Linked DNA regions of Homo sapiens: region 2 is linked to region 1. Evidence: chromatin loops called from intact Hi-C (ENCODE). Cell type or tissue: PC-9. All regions are shown on one strand. Links, peaks and the distances in the headings refer to the core of each region. The heading gives the core; the rest is flanking DNA.

What was found. A loop is a pair of places that touch in the nucleus more often than their neighbours do. Peaks named below come from ENCODE experiments on the same cell type or tissue, not always from the same donor. Only the 100,000 strongest peaks of a DNase experiment are listed, where the experiment ranks them.
Region 2: a loop joins it to region 1, with 10 times the contacts of the local background. A loop is called at or near these places in 11 of 110 quality-filtered maps.

Annotation. Positions count from the first base shown.
Region 1 is chr19:47,009,091-47,017,417 of GRCh38, forward strand. No RefSeq gene overlaps it. Among named protein-coding and RNA genes, the nearest start is that of NPAS1, 6.6 kb to the right of the region's middle. RefSeq lists a silencer at 2,311-2,524. In PC-9, for the core only: CTCF peaks have their summits at 4,061 (motif pointing right) and 4,264; a DNase peak (open chromatin) is centred at 4,051; H3K4me3 peaks cover 568 bases.
Region 2 is chr19:47,075,055-47,083,381 of GRCh38, forward strand. ZC3H4 (zinc finger CCCH-type containing 4) reads right to left here. Exons shown (of 15, transcript NM_015168.2): 10 at 7,130-7,241; 11 at 6,459-6,568. Among named protein-coding and RNA genes, the nearest start is that of TMEM160, 31 kb to the left of the region's middle. In PC-9, for the core only: CTCF peaks have their summits at 4,428 (motif pointing right) and 4,629; a DNase peak (open chromatin) is centred at 4,517; H3K27ac peaks cover 451 bases.

The DNA of each region.
Region 1 (8,327 bases), core at 63-8,062:
AAAATTAGGAGCTCTCCCTCTCCGTCTCCCTCTCCCTCTCCCCACGGTCTCCCTCTCCCTCTCTTTCCACGGTCTCCCTCTGATGCCGAGCCGAAGCTGGACAGTACTGCTGCCATCTCAGCTCACTGCAACCTCCCTGCCTGATTCTCCTGACTCAGCCTGCGGAGTGCCTGCGATTGCAGGCTCGCGCCGCCACGCCTGACTGGTTTTGGTGGAGACGGGGTTTCGCTGTGTTGGCCGGGCCGGTCTCCAGCCCCTAACCGCAAGTGATCCGCCAGCCTCGGCCTCCCAAGGTGCCGGGATTGCAGACGGAGTCTCATTCACTCAGTGCTCAATGGTGCCCAGGCTGGAGTGCAGTGGCGTGATCTCGGCTCGCTACAGCCTCCACCTCCCAGCCGCCTGCCTTGGCCTCCCAAAGTGCCGAGATTGCAGCCTCTGCCCGGCTGCCACCCCGTCTGGGAAGTGAGGAGCGTCTCTGCCTGGCCGCCCATCGTCTGGGATGTGAGGAGCCCCTCTGCCTGGCTGCCCAGTCTGGAAAGTGAGGAGCGTCTCCGCCCGGCCGCCATCCCACCTAGGAAGTGAGGAGCACCTCTTCCCGGCCGCCATCACATCTAGGAAGTGAGGAGCGTCTCTGCCCGGCCGCCCATCGTCTGAGATGTGGGGAGCGCCTCTGCCCCGCCGCCCCGTCTGGGATGTGAGGAGCACCTCTGCCCGGCTGCGACCCGGTCTGGGAGGTGAGGAGCATCTCTGCCCGGCCGCCCCGTCTGAGAAGTGAGGAGCCCCTCCGCCCGGCAGCCGCCCCGTCTGAGAAGTGAGGAGCCTCTCCGCCCGACAGCCACCCAGTCTGGGAAGTGAGGAGCGTCTCCGCCCGGCAGCCACCCCGTCCGGGAGGGAGGTGGGGGGGTCAGCACCCCGCCCGGCCAGCCGCCCCGTCCGGGAGGTGAGGGGCGCCTCTGCCCGGCCGCCCCTACTGGGAAGTGAGGAGCCCCTCTGCCCGGCCACCACCCTGTCTGGGAGGTGTGCCCAACAGCTCATTGAGAACGGGCCAGGATGACAATGGCGGTTTTGTGGAATAGAAAGGCGGGAAAGGTGGGGAAAAGATTGAGAAATCGGATGGTTGCCGTGTCTGTGTAGAAAGAAGTAGACATGGGAGACTTTTCATTTTGTTTTGTACTAAGAAAACTTCTTCTGCTGTGGGATCCTGTTGATCTGTGACCTTACCCCCAACCCTGTGCTCTCTGAAACATCTGCTGTGTCCACTCAGGGTTAAATGGATTAAGGGCGGTGCAAGATGTGCTTTGTTAAACAGATGCTTGAAGGCAGCATGCTCGTTAAGAGTCATCACCACTCCCTAATCTCAAGTACCCAGGGACACAAACACTGCGGAAGGCCGCAGGGTCCTCTGCCTAGGAAAACCAGAGACCTTTGTTCACTTGTTTATCTGCTGACCTTCCCTCCACTATTGTCCTATGACCCTGCCAAATCCCCCTCTGTGAGAAACACCCGAGAATTATCAATAAAAAATAAATAAATTAAAAAAAAAAAATACAAAATTAGCCAGGCGTGGTGGCGCATGCCTGTAATCCCAGCTACTCGGGAGGCTGAGGTGGGAGGATCACTTGAACTCAGGAAGTTCAAGGTTGCAGTGAGCCAAGATCGTACCACTGCACTCCAGCCTGGGCAACAGAGCCAGACCCTGTCTAAAAAAAAGAAAGAAAAAAAAAGTACTTTTCTCGGTGTGTTATTCATTCAGGCTGGGGCACACAGACATTAAACAAATCCCTGCCCGGAGCTGACATCCTAGTGGAAGGAACACAGTAAACAAATGAATGTGGCCATTATTTAGGCAGGACCGAGGAGTTAACGAGGATTCAGTTGTTGGGAGCACTTGCCTCAGTTGCAAAACTTAACAGAACACGAAAGAGACTTCAGTCATCAACATAAAAATATTTCAGCACAATGTTTTCAAAAAGCAAAGTTGCTGTTAGCCTAATACTGCTCTAAAAAAAAAATGTCAGCCACGCGTGGTGGCTCATGCCTGTAATCCCAGCACTTTGGGAAGCCTAGGCAGGCGGATCACAAGGTCAAGAGATCAAGACCATCCTGGCCAACATGGTGAAACCCCGTCTGTACTAAAAATACAAAAATTAGCTGGGCGTAGTGGTGTGCGCCTGTAGTCCCAGCTACTCGGGAGGCTGAGGCAGGAGAATTACTTGAACCCGGGAGGTGGAGGTTGCAGTGAGCTGAGATCACGCCACTGCACTCCAGCCTGGGTGACAGAGCAAGACTCCATCTCAAAAAAAAAAACAATACAAAACAAACCAAAAAAATTGTTTGTCTTGGTTGGGTGCACTGGCTCATGCCTGTAATCCCAGCACTTTGGAGTTCAAGATGGGAGGATCACTTGAGCCCAGCAGTCTGAGACCAGCCTGGGCAATAGAGTGAGACTCCGACTCTACAAAAAAATTCTTTAAAAATTAGCTGAGCAGGCCAGGCGAGGTGGCTTACACCTGTAATCCAAGCATTTCTGGGAGGCTGAGGCGGGTGGATCACCTGAGTTCAGGAGTTCGAGAGCAGCCTGGCCAACATGGCAAAACCCCGTCTCGATTTAAAATAGAAAAATTAGCTGGGTGTGGTGGCGCATGCCTGTAGTTCCAGCTACTCAGGCAGCTGAGGCAGGAGAATCGCTTGAACCTGAGAGGTGGAGGGTGCAGTGAGCCGAGATCATGCCACTACACTCCAGCCTGGGCGACAGAGCAAGACTCCATCTCAAAAAAAAAAAAAAAGCCAGGCGCGGCAGCTCACACCTGTAATCCCAGAACTTTGGGAGGCCGAGGCAGGCGTATCACCTGAGGTCAGTTCAAGACCAGCCTGACCAACATGGTGAAACCCTGTCTCTACTAAAAATACAAAATTAGCCAGGCATGGTGGTACATGCCTGTAATCCCAGCTACTCGGGAAGCTGAGAGAGAAGAATCGCTTGAACCCAGGAGGCAGAGGTTGCAGTGAGCCAAGATTGTACCATTGCACTCCAGCCTCAGCAACAAGAGGGAAACTCCCTCTCGAAGAAAAAAAAAAAATTAGCTGGGCATGGCAGCACATGCCTGTAGTCCCAGCTACTCAGGAGGTCGACGTGGGAAGATCGCAGGAGGTTGAGGCTGCATTAAGACAAGATTCTGCCACTGCACTCCAGCATGGGTGACAGAGTGAGACCCCATCTCAAAATAAATAAATAAAAGTCTTTTGGGCCAGGCGTGGTGGCTTATGCCTACAATCCTAGCATTTTGGGAGGCCGAGGTGAGTGGATCGCCTGAGGTCAGGAGTTCCACAGCAGCCTGACCAACATGGAGAAACCCCGTCTCTACTAAAAATACAAAATTAGCCGGGTGTGGTGGCGCATGCCTGTAATCCCAGCTACTCGGGAGACTGGGGCAGGAGAATGGCTTGAACCCAGGAGGCGGAGGTTGTCGTGAGCCGAGATGGCACCATTGCACTCCAGCCTGGACAACAAGAGCGAAACTCCATCTCAAAAAAAGAGACTTGTTTAAAAAATCAAAATTAGTGCAAAAAAACCAAATCCATGATGAACAAACTATCAATATTTTAAATAAAGACGAATCAGTAAGAGTGTCAAGTGAGTCACATTGGAGCCTGAGGCTAAAGGAGAAATCAGTTAAGACTGAGCCTGGATTCTGGGAGTCCAGCAAGGAGGTAACTACGATAGTCCAGGAGTGAAACGGTGGCGGATTAGACCAGAGAAGGACGGTGATAGTGGAAAGAACAGGGAATTCCAGGTATCTTGAAGGTCAAGGCTACAGAATTTGTTGAAGATGGCATGAGACTGGGGCAGAGAGAAGGTGCAGATGACGCCAGGGTTGCCGCATACGACAGTGTGAGTATCTGATTATCCTTTGTCTTCCCCACTTTCCTGTGAAACCTACGAGGGCGGGAGCTGTGCCTCCCAAGCCGCAGCCAGCACCCAGCATTCGCTCCAGGGCTCCAGGCCAACTGCCCTGGTGGAGAATGAGCTGTGTTACTCCGCGCGGCCACCAGGGGTCAGCAGAGCGCCGCCCTGCCCAGCCATGGCCATCCCGGGAAGAGTAGAAAGCCCGGATGGCGGCTTTTTAGGAAGTAAGGCCGGATTAGAAGGAGAAGCAGCAGGGACTGAGGAGGAGGCGGGTTCTGAGAAATGGGGCTGGAAGCGAAGTGTCCCAGGAGCTGGCCGAGAAGCAGGGGAATGAGCTACTGTTTCTGTCACTGCATCCATCCACCCATTTATTCCACCATTCAGTCACAGGCCACTCAGGGCCTTGCAGAGCCGGGTGAGAAACTCAGTGTGTCCTGAGGGCACTGGGGAGACAAGACTGGGTCCGATTTGCAGGAGCTGAGAGGAGGGGAAGAAAGTAGAGATTCAGGACATGCAAGCTCACAGCCAACCTGCCTCCCAGGTGGGCCTGAAGAGCATGCAATTAACATAAATGTTAGCAAAACAAATAATATTGGCCGGGCACGGAGGCTCACACCTGTAATCCTAGTGCTTTGGGAGGCTGAGGTGGGAGGATTGCTCGAGGCCAGGAGTTCGAGTCTGCAGTGAGCGACGATTGTGCTACGCACTCCAGTCTGGGAGACAGAGCAAGACCCCATCTCTACAAAACATACAAAAAGTTAATCAGGAGTGGTGGCGCATACCTGTGGTCCCAGCTACTTAGGAGGCTGACATGGGAGGATCACCTGAGTCCGGGAGGTAGAGGCTGCAGTGAGCCGTAATCACATCACTGCACTCCAGCCTCGGTGAAAGAGTGAGACCCTGCATAAAAAAAAAAAAATACAAGTAATATTAAATTAATAAAAGCTAACAATCATTGGACCCTTACGAGATAGCAGGCCTTGTTTTAATCGCTTTTCACCATCAATTTTCTTTTTCTTTTTCTTTTTCTTTTTCTTTTTTTTTTCTGAGACTGAGTCTTGCTCTGTCACCCAGGGTGGAGTGCAGTGGTATGATTTTGGCTCACTGCAACCTCTGCCTCCCGGGTTCAAGCGATCCTCCAGCCTCAGCCTCCTGAGATCTGGGATTACAGGCGCCCGCCACCATGCCTGGCTAATTTCTGTAATTTTTTTAGTAGAGACAGGTTTCACCATGTTGACTAGGCTGGTCTTGAACTCCTGACCTCAAGTGATCCACCCGCCTCAGCCTCCCAAAGTGCTGGGATTACAGGCGTGAGCCACTGCACCAGGCTTGTGTTTTGTTTTTGAGACAGGGTGTTGCTCTGTCTCCCAGGGCTGGAGTTCAGTGGCACAATCACAGCTCACTGCAGCCTCAATCTCCTGGGATCAAGGGACCCTCCTGCCTCAGCCTCCTGAGTAGCTGGGACTACAGGGGTGCACCACCACACTCAGCTAATTTTTGTATTTTTTTGTAGAGAGGGTTTCACCATGCTGCCCAGGCTGGTCTCGATCTCCTGGGCTCAAGTAATCCTCCCTCCTTGGCCTCCAAAGTGTTCGGACTACAGGCATGCACCACCTCACCCCTCACCCAGCCCTTTTCTTCTTTTTTTTTTTTTTTTTTTTTTTTGAGATGGAGTCTTGCTCTGTTGCCCAGGCTGGAGTGCAGTGGCCTAATCTCAGCTCACTGCAAGCTCTGCCTCCCAGGTTCACGCCATTCTCCTGCCTCAGCCTCCCGAGTAGCTGGGACTACAGGCACATGCCCGGCTAATTTTTTTGTATTTTAAGTAGAGACGGGGTTTCACCGTGTTAGCCAGGATGGTCTCGATCTCCTGACCTCATGATCCGCCTGCCTCAGCCTCCCAAAGTGCTGGGATTACAAGCATGAGCCACCACACCCAACCTTCTTTTTTTTTTTTTTTTTGAGACAAGAGTCTGGCTCTGTTGCCCAGGCTGGAGTGCAGTGGCGCGATCTCGGCTCACTGCAACCTCTGTCTCTGGGGTTCAAGCGATTCTTCTGCCTCAGCCTCCCAAGTAGCTGGGATTACAAATGTGTGGCACCATGTCCAGCTAATTTTTGTATTTTTAGTAGAGATGGGGTTTTGCCATGTTGGCCAGGCTGGTTTTTTGTTTTTTTGTTTTGTTTTGTTTTGTTTTGTTTGAGACGGAGTTTTGCTCTTGTTGCCCCAGACTGGAGTGCAATGGCACCATCTCAGCTCAGGCTCACCGCAACCTCCGCTCCTGGGTTCAAGCAATTCTCCTGCCTCAGCCTCCCAAGTACCTGGGATTACAGGCATGAGCCACCACACCTGGTTAATTTTGTATTTTTAGTAGAGATGGGGTTTCTCCATGTTGGTCAGGCTGGTCTCGAACTCCCGACCTCAGGTGATCTGCCCGCCTCGGCCTCCCAAAGTGCTGGAATTACAGGTGTGAGCCACCATACCTGGCCGATAAATATTTGTTGAATGAATTCATTGAATGCTGACAGCAACTCCACGAGGAATGCCTTGGGGCTTGTTTTCCTATTATTTATCTGTGAATAAGCACTCTATTGAGATTGTTCCCACGCCATACATTTTACACGTTTAAAGTTGTGTTTAGCAGAGTTAGGGGTTTTTTAGTGTATTCACAGACGCGCAACCATCACCACAGTCCATTTTAGAACATTTTCATCACCCAAAAAGCAAGCATGCAGCCATTAGCAGTCACTCTCCATTCCCCGGTATTAGTTTGCTGGGACTGCCAAAACCAAGGACCGCAAACTGGGCGGCTTGAAACAACAGAAGTGTCTTCTCTCGCAGTTGCCAGAGGCTGGAAGTCCGAGATCAATCAGGGTGTCGGCAGGGCTGGTTGCTTTTTTTTTTTTTTTTTTTTTTAATTTGAGATGGAGTCTCACTCTGCTGCCCAGGCTGGAGTGCAGTGATTTAATCTCGGCTCACTACAACCTCCACCTCCCAGGTTCAAGCAATTCTCCTGCCTCAGCCTCCTGAGTAGCTGAGATTACAGGTGTGAGCCACCACGCCTGGCTAATTTTTGTATTTTTAGGAGAGACAGTGTTTCCCAGTATTGGCGAGGCTGGTCTTGAATTCTTGACCTCAAGTGATCCGCCCACCTTGGCCTCCCAAGCTGCTGGGATTACAGGCTTGAGCCACCGTGCCCAGCCTCTTTCTGAGGCTGTGAAAGAGAATCAGTCAGTCTGTAATCCTAGCACTTTGGGAGGCTGAGGCAGACAGATCATGAGGTCAGGAGTTTGAGACCAGCCTGACTAACATGGTGAAAACCCGTCTCTACTAAAAATACAAAAATTAGCCGGGCATGGTGGTGCATGCCTGTAATCTCAACTGCTCGAGAGGCTGAGGCAGGAGAATCACTTGAACCCTGGAGGCAGAGGTTGCAGTGAGCCGAGATCGTGCCACTGCGCTCCAGCCTAGGCAACAGAGTAAGACTCTGTCTCGAAAAATTAAATTAAATTAAATTAAATTAAAATTAAAATAATAATTATAAGCCCATTACAGGCCAACATAAATATTTTATGAAAAATATATTTTCCAATTAAAAAAAAAGTTAGTGAAGGGAGTGGCATTCTTTTACATTTTTGCAAATCTCTTTAACGTCCAGCTTTTATAGAAGATGGCTGGACCTTGGGCTGGGCACTGTGCTTACGCCTGTGATCCCAGCACTTTGGGAGGCTGAGGTGGGAAGACTGCTTGAGGCCAAGAGTTCAAGACAAGCCTGGGCAACATAGCAAGACCTCAAAAAAAAAAGAAAGAAAAAGAAAGAAAGAAAAGAAAAGAAAAGGAAAGAGAGAGAGAAAGAAAGAAAGAAAGAAAGAAAGAAAGAAAGAAAGAAAGAAAGAAAGAAAGAAAGAGAAAGAAAAAGAAAGAAAGAAAGAAGGGAAGGAAGGAAGGAATAACAGTAAGAAGAAGATGGCTGGGCCTCACGGCTGCTTCTGCATTTGGTCTGTTGTGATATCACACATCACACAGCATCTGGAAATCTCCACCAGACAACAGAATGAAGTGAAAAAGGCAGAAAATGTCTCGGTATGAAAATTTGACCCAGCACACCGAAGAGACCAGTTCTCAGGTCACATTGAGACCTTCTAAAATAAACTTATTTTATCTTCACTATGATGCTATGAGGTGGGTACTAGAATTAAAATATCCTCATTCTACAAGGGAGAAAACGAAGGCCCAGAGAGGTGAAGTTACTTGCCCAGAGTCATACAGCAGTAAATGGCAGAGCTGAGGTTTCAACACCACCAATTACTCTTAACCTCACAAAATCCATGTGTAGGCCAGGCATGGTGGCTCACGCCTGTAATCCCAGCACTTTGGGAGGCTGAGGCGGGCAGGTCACAATGAGGTCAGGAGTTTGAGACCAGC
Region 2 (8,327 bases), core at 197-8,196, 66 kb after region 1:
CCCCTGGTGGGGGTTGTGCATTCGCAGTTTTCCCTTCTCCTAGCCATTAGCAATGGTATCTGGACCCTGGAACCCCAGGGTCCAATAAGAATGTGGCTTCATGGAGGAGGTGTGGAAAACGACGCGGTGGAACCCCTCTGTCCTTCTGAACCCTGATATTCCAGGGGTGGTCAGCGTGTGAACCAGCAGCACAGGGGGACCCGTGGAGGCAGAACCCGCATTCTGCCCTTTGAGCGTGGGCACCACCACCTGAGATGAGCCTTGCTGGGAGGGCCCAGAGCCTTGCGCCAGCTGCTTTCAACACTGCCACGGGCTCACTTCCTCCTGGCCCAAGGGCCCTTCCTCAACTGTGTGTGGGGCCATGGCTTGCGCTGCAGCTGCCACCCTGCATCTCCCTCCTCCTCCTCCTCTTCAGTCCCCACTGCCGCACATCCTGGGGCCGCCAGTGTCACCTCCTCACAAAGCCTCTTGAATGTCTGCCTCCTGAATAGAGCCCAGCTAGAGTCCTGGGCTCCCACACTTATTCTTCACGGCCTGATCCCCACGTGTGTGTGCGCACACACACATACACACACACACTCACACTCCCCATGTGTCATCAGCATCCGCCCAAGGACCTAACCCTGCCTCCTCAGCACCCCCAGTGCCTGGCACAAACAAGGCACAGAGATTTATTGAGTGAACGACTAAGCAAGGAACACAAACCAATGCATTCCCTGGAATCCAGAGGCTGGGTCCAGTGCAGAGGAGAAAGGAGCTCAGGCCCTGAATGGTTGACTCCACCATGGAGTCAACTGCGGAGTCAACCCAAACTGCCCATCGGTCCTGCCAGCACAGACCCTGTGGAGGGCACCTCTGTCCCTGGCCCCTCCACCAGCAAAGACACCAGCTGAGACAACTAGCACCCCGCTAGGTGCCAAAACCTCTCTAGCCAGGACAGACTATCAGTGATCACAGTTTCCAACAGTCAGTCACCTTCTGCAAGCAATAAGTAACACTTGTAGAGGTGCAGAGGCATGTGGGCTGAGCCCCATTAGGCCATGTGAATAAGCTCCAGGCCACTGGTCACCAACGCTGTTGCCTCGAACTGGAAACAACTCAAATGTCCTTCAACGGATGACTGGATAAACAAACACAGATCATCCGCTCAGTGGGACACTACACAGCAACAAATGGTAATGAACTGTTACTTGCAACAACGGGTGAACCTCAAAGGCTTCATGCCAAGTGCAAGAAGCCAGACTCAACACATGCACGCGTGCGCGCGCGCGCACACACACACACACACACACTCACACTCTTAAAGCCTGTTTACCCCATAATTCTATTTATATGATTTGCTTGAAAAAGCAAAACCAAAAGACAGACCCTGATCCACGGTTGCCAGGCACTGGAGATGTGGGGTGGCATTTACTATAAAGGACACAGCAGAGTTTCTGGGGTGATGGAATGGGTTTCCTAGATCCATCTTGTGGGGTGGTGACATGACTCAATGTGTTTGTCAAAACTCATAGAACCAGGCCAAGCGCAGTGGCTCACGCCTGTAATCCCAGCACTTTGGGAGGACGAGGTAGGTGGATTACGAGGTCAGGAGTTCAAGACCAGCCTGACCAAGATGGTGAAACCTTATCTCTACTAAAAATACAAAAATATTAGCTGGCCGGGCGCAGTGGCTCACACCTGTAATCCCAGCACTTTGGAAGGCAGAGCCGAGCAGATCACGAGGTCAGGAGTTCGAGACCAGCCTGATCAACATGGTGAAACCCTGTCTCTACTAAATATATAAAAATTAGCCGGGCGTGGTGGCACACACCTGTAATCCCAGCTACTCAGGAGGCTGAGGCAGGAGAATCGCTTGAACCTGGGAGGCGGAAACTACAGTGAGCCAAGGTTGCACCACTGCACTCCAGCCTGGGTGACAGAGCAAGACTCCGTCTCAAAAAAAAATTTTTTCAAAAAAACATTAGCTGGATGTGGTGGCGGGCCTCTGTAATCCCAGCTACTCAAGAGGCAGAGAACTGCTTGAACCTGGGAGGCGGAGGTTGCAGTGAGCCAACACTGCACTACTGCACTCCAGCCTGGACGACAGAGCGAGATTCCGTCTTGGAAAAAAAAAACAACTCACAGAACTATATATCAGGTGCGGTGGTTCATGCCTGTAATCCCAGCACTTTGGGAGGCCTGCGGGTGGATCACCTGAGGTCAGGTGTTCGAGACCAGCCTGGCTAACATGGTGAAACCCTGTCTCTACTAAAAATACAAAAATTAGCCAGGCGTGTGTCAGGCACCTGTAATCCCATCTATTCAGGAGGCTGAGACAGGAGAATCACTTGAACCCAGGAGGCGGAGGTTGCAGTGAGCCGAGATCGCATCATTGCACTCCAGCCTTGGCAACAAGAGTGAAACTCCGTCTTAAAAAAAAAAAAAAACTGGTACCAAAGAGGACACACAAAAACATAGATAAAATGCTAAGAACTGCTTAAAGCACTCAGATAAATTTAGAAGGTATGGATTCTCAGCTAGGCATGGTGGCTCACGCCCGTTATCCCAGCACTGTGGGAGGCCAAGGCGGGCGTGGATCACCTGAGGTTGGGAGTTCGAGACCAGCCTGACAAACGTGGAGAAACCCCGTCCCTACTAAAAACACAAAAAATGAGCCGGGCGTGATGGCACATGCCTGTAATCTCAGCTACTCAGGAGGCTGAGGCAGGAGAATCGCTTGAACCTGGGAGGCGGAGGTCGTGGTGAGCCAAGATCGCGCCACTGTGCTCCAGCCTGGGCAACAAGAGCAAAACTCCGTCTCAAACAAAAAAAAAAAAAAAAAAGAAGGTATGGATTTTCAGGAAAAAGGTCTGTGTGCATACTCCAAAGCAGAAATCTACAACCCTCTAAGTTTTGCAAACATCAAGTTTTGCTTTCAGAAAATATTGCTCTCTACAGAATTTACTTTTAACGGACTCAAGTACCATTATACTTAATCTCTGTTGGCTTCACAGGTGCCCACTTCCATGAAGCCAAGGGAGATCAAATATAATCCCAATGCCACTTAAAAAATTTTTTTTCCAGCCGTTGAAACTACATACAAAAAGCCCCCCTAAACTATCTCTATTTTTTTCATTATTTTTTATTATTTCCTAAAATTATGTTTGGCGATAAATGAGATATATTGTTAAAATTAATTTCACGAGGTAGGTGGCTTATTTCAGGTCAGGAGTTTGAAACCAGCCTGGCCAACATGATAAAACCTCATCTCTACTAAAAATACAAAAATTAGCCAGGCACGGACGGGCATGGTGGCTCACACCTGTAATCCCGGCACTTTGGGAGGCCAAGGCAGGAGAATCGCTTGAACCCAGGAGGCGGAGGTTGCAGTGAGCCGAGACCACGCCCACTGCACTCCAGCCTGGCAACAGAGCGAGACTCCGTTTCAAAAAAAACAAAAAATTAGCCAGGCGCATTGGTGCACACCTGTAACCCCAGCACTTTGGGAGGCCGGGGCGGGTGGATCACCTGTCGAGGTGGGTGGATCAGGAATTCGAGACCAGCCTGGCCAACATGGTGAAACCCTGTCTCTACTAAGAATACAAAACTAATCACGAATTTGAGACCAGCCTGGCCAACAGGGTGAAACCCTGTCTCTACTAAAAATACAAAACTCAGCTGGGCATGGTGGCTGGCACCTGTAATCCCAGCTACTCAGGAGGCTGAAACAGGAAATCACTTGAACCTGGAAGGCAGAGGTTGCAGTGAGCCGAGATGGTGCCATTGCACTTCAGCCTGGGCGAAAGAGTGAAACTCCGTCTCAAAAACAAACAAACAAAAATTAGCCGGGTGTGGTGGTGGGCGCCTGTAATCCCAGCTACTGTGGAGGCTGAGGCAGGAGAATCGCTTGAACCCAGAAGGCGAAGGTTGCGGTGAGCAGAGATCGCGCCATTGCACTCCAGCCTGGACAACAAAGCAAGACTCCATTTCATTTCCATTTTTTTTTTTTTGAGACAGAGTCTCGCTCTTGTTGCCCAGGCTGGAGTGCAATGGCACGATCTCAGCTCACCGCAACCACCGCCTCCCGGGTTCAAGCGATTCTCCTGCCTCAGCCTCTCGAGTAGCTGGGATTACAGGTATGCACCACCTTGCCTGGCTAATTCTGTATTTTTAGTAGAGATGGGGTTTCTCCATGTTGGTCAGGCTGGTCTTGAATTCCCAACCTCAGGTGATCCGTCTGCCTCGGCATCCCACAGTGGGGGGGTTACAGGAGTGAGCCACTGCGCCTGGCCAGACGCCACTTCAAAAAAGAAAAAAAAAGTAATTTCACCTGTTTCTTTTTACTTTTTTTTTTTTTTTTAATGTGGCTACTGGAAAATTTTAAATGAATGATGTGATTCTGTGGTGCTCCTGTGGGCAGCACTGGCCTGAAGCACAAACCTGGAGCCTCCAGCAGGGGGCAGTCCTCAGTCAGAGATCAGTGAGTCCTCCCAAGGAGCCGTGAGGCCTGACTGGCCACTGCTTCCCCTGTCAAACAGCTCAGACCCTAGGTATGTACTGATTACATAACCCTGGGGCATGCCAGGCGCTGTGGCTCACACTTGTAATCCCAGCGATTTGGGAGGCCAAGGTGGGCGGATCACAAGGTCAGTAGTTCGAGACCAACCTGGCCAACATGGTGAAACCCCGTCTCTACTGAAAATAGCTGGGCGCAGCGGCATGCGCCTGTAGTCCCAGCTACTCGGGAGGCTGAGGCAGGACAAACGCTTGAACCCAGGAGGTAGAGGTTGCAGGGAGCCGAGATTGTGCCACTGCACTCCAGCCTGGGTGACAGAGTGAGACTCTGTATCAAAAAACAAACAAAACAAAAAAACCCTAGGGCAGCAGGCTCCCCGGAGGGACTTGCCTTTTCCTACAGGCGCCCTGCCAACGAGGAATGGACATTCTCCTACGTCTGCTTGCATGGGGCTTCCCCTGCACCCCTCACAGGGGTGCCCCTGCCACCAGTTAACAAGACAGTCACTGACAGATGGACTCTGGAAGCCGGCAGATGTGCTGATGCCTTGATCCTTTCCACTGTCAAAAAAAATAGCCAATCTCCTAGAACCTCCTTGTGAACTAGAAGGCAGGAAAGCTTCATTTGAAAGGGCACCAGTTCCCGTACCCACTCACTCCCCAGATGAATCAGGAAACTCAGGACTGATGTTTGGGTATTTAACCCTAACCCAAGGTCCTCAGCCTGACTCCTCAGGGAGGACAACTGATGCCAGGATGAGTTTCAAATGTCACCTGGCTAGTGGGGAAGCCCTGACACCTCCCCCAAGGGAGCCTTCCCCTTTAGAGACCCCCAACTTCCCTCTATTTTCTCTAATGCATAATGGGGGCCCTGAGAGTTGCAAAGAAACGTTTGACTTTTCCACCAAAATACAATCCTTGCCTCGTCTTTGTGTATCTTTGGTTTTTTGTGGTCTTTCTTGGAGATGGCGTCTTGCTCTGTTACCCAGGCTGGAGTGCAGTGGCATGATCATGGCTCACTGCAGCCTCAATCTCCTGGACTCAACAGATCCTCCCACCTCAGCCTCTCGAGTAGCTGGGACCATAGGCATGTGCCACAATACCTGGCTAATTTTTTTTTTTTTTTTGAGACACAGTCTCACTCTGTTGCACAGGCTGGATGGAATGCAGTGGTGTGATCTCAGCTCACTGCAACCTCTGCCTCCTAAGTAGCTGGGACTACACGCATGTGCCACCACAACTAGCTAATTTTTATATTTTTAGTAGCAATGAGGTTTTGCCATGTTGGCCAGGCAGGTCTTGAGAACCTGGCCTCAGGTGATCTGCCCGCCTCAGACTCCCACAGTGCTGAGATTACAAGCGTGAGCCACCACACTCGGTTAAGTTTTTTGTATTTTTTTTTTAAGAGACGGGGTTTTGCCATGTTGCCCTAAGTACAACTGATCTGCCTGCCTTGGCCTCCCAAAGTGCTGGGATTACAGGCATAAACCACTGCACCCAGCCCAGCCAATTTTTTTTAATTTATTTTTAGTAGAAACAACGTCTTGCTACATGCCTAGGCTGGTCTTGAACTCCTGAGCTCAACTGATCCTCCTGCCTCGGCCTCCCAAAGTGCTGGGGTTACAGGTGATTCGTGTATCTTTGTGTATTGTGAGCTCTCTCTAAATGACACCTAAGAGATCACGATTCATGCTTGGAGGCCCATCAGGCAGCATTCCTTTCATTTGGTCATGCCCCAGGGGAAACAGCAAAAGCTTGTCCTGGCCTAAGACAACACATGTGACCACCTCAACTCCTTGCAGAAGAGGACACAGTGCCCGTGTCCTCCTTAGAATGGCCCAATTCCAGATCAACCAAACTGGGCACTGCAGAGGCTGGACAGGCAGGCCACAGCACTGAGGCAATGGAGTGCGCATGTCCCAGTTCCTGTAGCCGGGGGCCCCGTTACCCCCGGACATTACCTTATCCAAGAGCTCCCTCGTCTCTTCGGTCAGAGGGTCGTGGGAAAACATGCAGTCGTCACCATTGATGCAGTTCCCAGTGGTGTGGTACAGCTTACACGGGAAATCACGTTCATGGCAAATTAAGGTAAATGCTTCATCTCACAGAACGCCCCCCTCCCCCACCACAGACCCAAGGCAGAATCCAGCTCCCTTTGTTTTGGAGATAAGAAATCTGAGCCCAGAGAGGTGAGGCGATGTGCTAAGGGCTGCTCAGTGGGTTGGCAGGAAATCCACGGAGAGACCCCGGCACTCCAGACTGCAGGGCACTTCCAGCCCCACTACACTGGCTGGGGGCTGCGTCCTCAGATGGTCAACCAGACTAGGGAAGTTAAATGACTCACCCAAGGTATAAAACCACCTGGAAGAATCTCAGCCAATGGTATGGGCCAGTCTTGAGAGCCTATGTAAACAGAACATGCTCCATGTGCATCTCAGTTTACTCCCTGGAAGGATGGGAAAGACAGACCCCTCTGAGGGCGGACGTGAGTGTTAAATGAGATGGAGACTCACAGAAAGCTCTTGGCACAGAGAGAAAGCACAGAGAAGGAAGATTGGCTGTTACTACCACCATCAAGGAGCAGAGAAGTTCTGCGCCCTCATTCAGACCAGATGCTGGCACTAAAGGATATCGTGCATATAAGGGCAGTTCTCAGCTCTGGCGCAAAATCCAGTGATGTAAAACTTGCACAGTTCTCGCTTCTTTGGGAGTTCGATGTCATGGCTAAAATTACAGTGGTCTCCCTAGAAGAGAAGCAACAAAAACATAAGGTGGTGGCGTGGGAAGCTCTTGCTTACTTCTGTCTGCAAAGGGAAGAAATACTGTCACTGCTGGTGCATGGAGGGGCCAATGACAGAAACGAATCCCCCTTAGGAAAGGAAGACAGGTGTAGGAAGGGCAGGTCCCAAAGGCTGTTGGGACTAATTTTTTAAATATTTTTTTGTAGAGACAGGTCTCACTATGTTGCCCAGGCTGGTCTCAAACTCCTGGGTTCAAGTGATCCTCCCACTTTGGCCTCCCAAAGCGCTGGGATTATAGCCATGAGCCACCAAGCCTGGGTACTTCCTGAATTTAAAGAAAAGCCTTTTGTCCATTTTTCTTCCTCCCAGACCTTGGATGTGATGCTCGGAGGCACAGCAACCACCGTGTAACCATGAGGACAAAAGCCATATGTTTAAAGATGGCAGAATAGTAAGCAGGAATGAGCCTAGGTCCCCCAGGGTACCCCTGACCACTGCGCTGCCAGCTACTGCCCACCCAGCTCCAGACTCCTGGTTCTGAGAGACAAATGTCTATGTGTTGAAGCCAATTTTGTTAAGTTTTCCTTTATTTCCGGTTGAACACAGTCTCAACGACACAATACCTAGGTGAAATCCAGGATTGTGTTCTCCATTCTTCATCATTCAGTCCTCAGGAATCACTCACCATAACCGTGAACTGAAGACAGAAGCTGATCTGTCCCCCTTTTACGAATGCCTATTCATTTGTCTTAATTTATTTACTTATTTTTGAGACAGAGTCTGGCTCTGTCGCCCAGGCTGGAGTGCAATGGCACGATCTTGACTCACTGCAACCTCCACCACCCAGGTTCAAGCGATTCTCCTGCCTCAGCGTCCCAAGTAGCTGGGAGGCTGAGGAAGGAGAATGGCATGAATCCAGGAGGCAGAGCTTGCAGTGAGGCAGAACTTGCAGTGAGGCGAGATCACACCACTGCACTCCAGCCTGGGCGACAGAGAGAGACTCGGTCTAAAAAAAATTAAAAAAAAAAAAAGAGAGAGAGAGAGAGAGAGATGGGGTCTATGTTGCCCAGGGTGTATTCATTTGTTCTT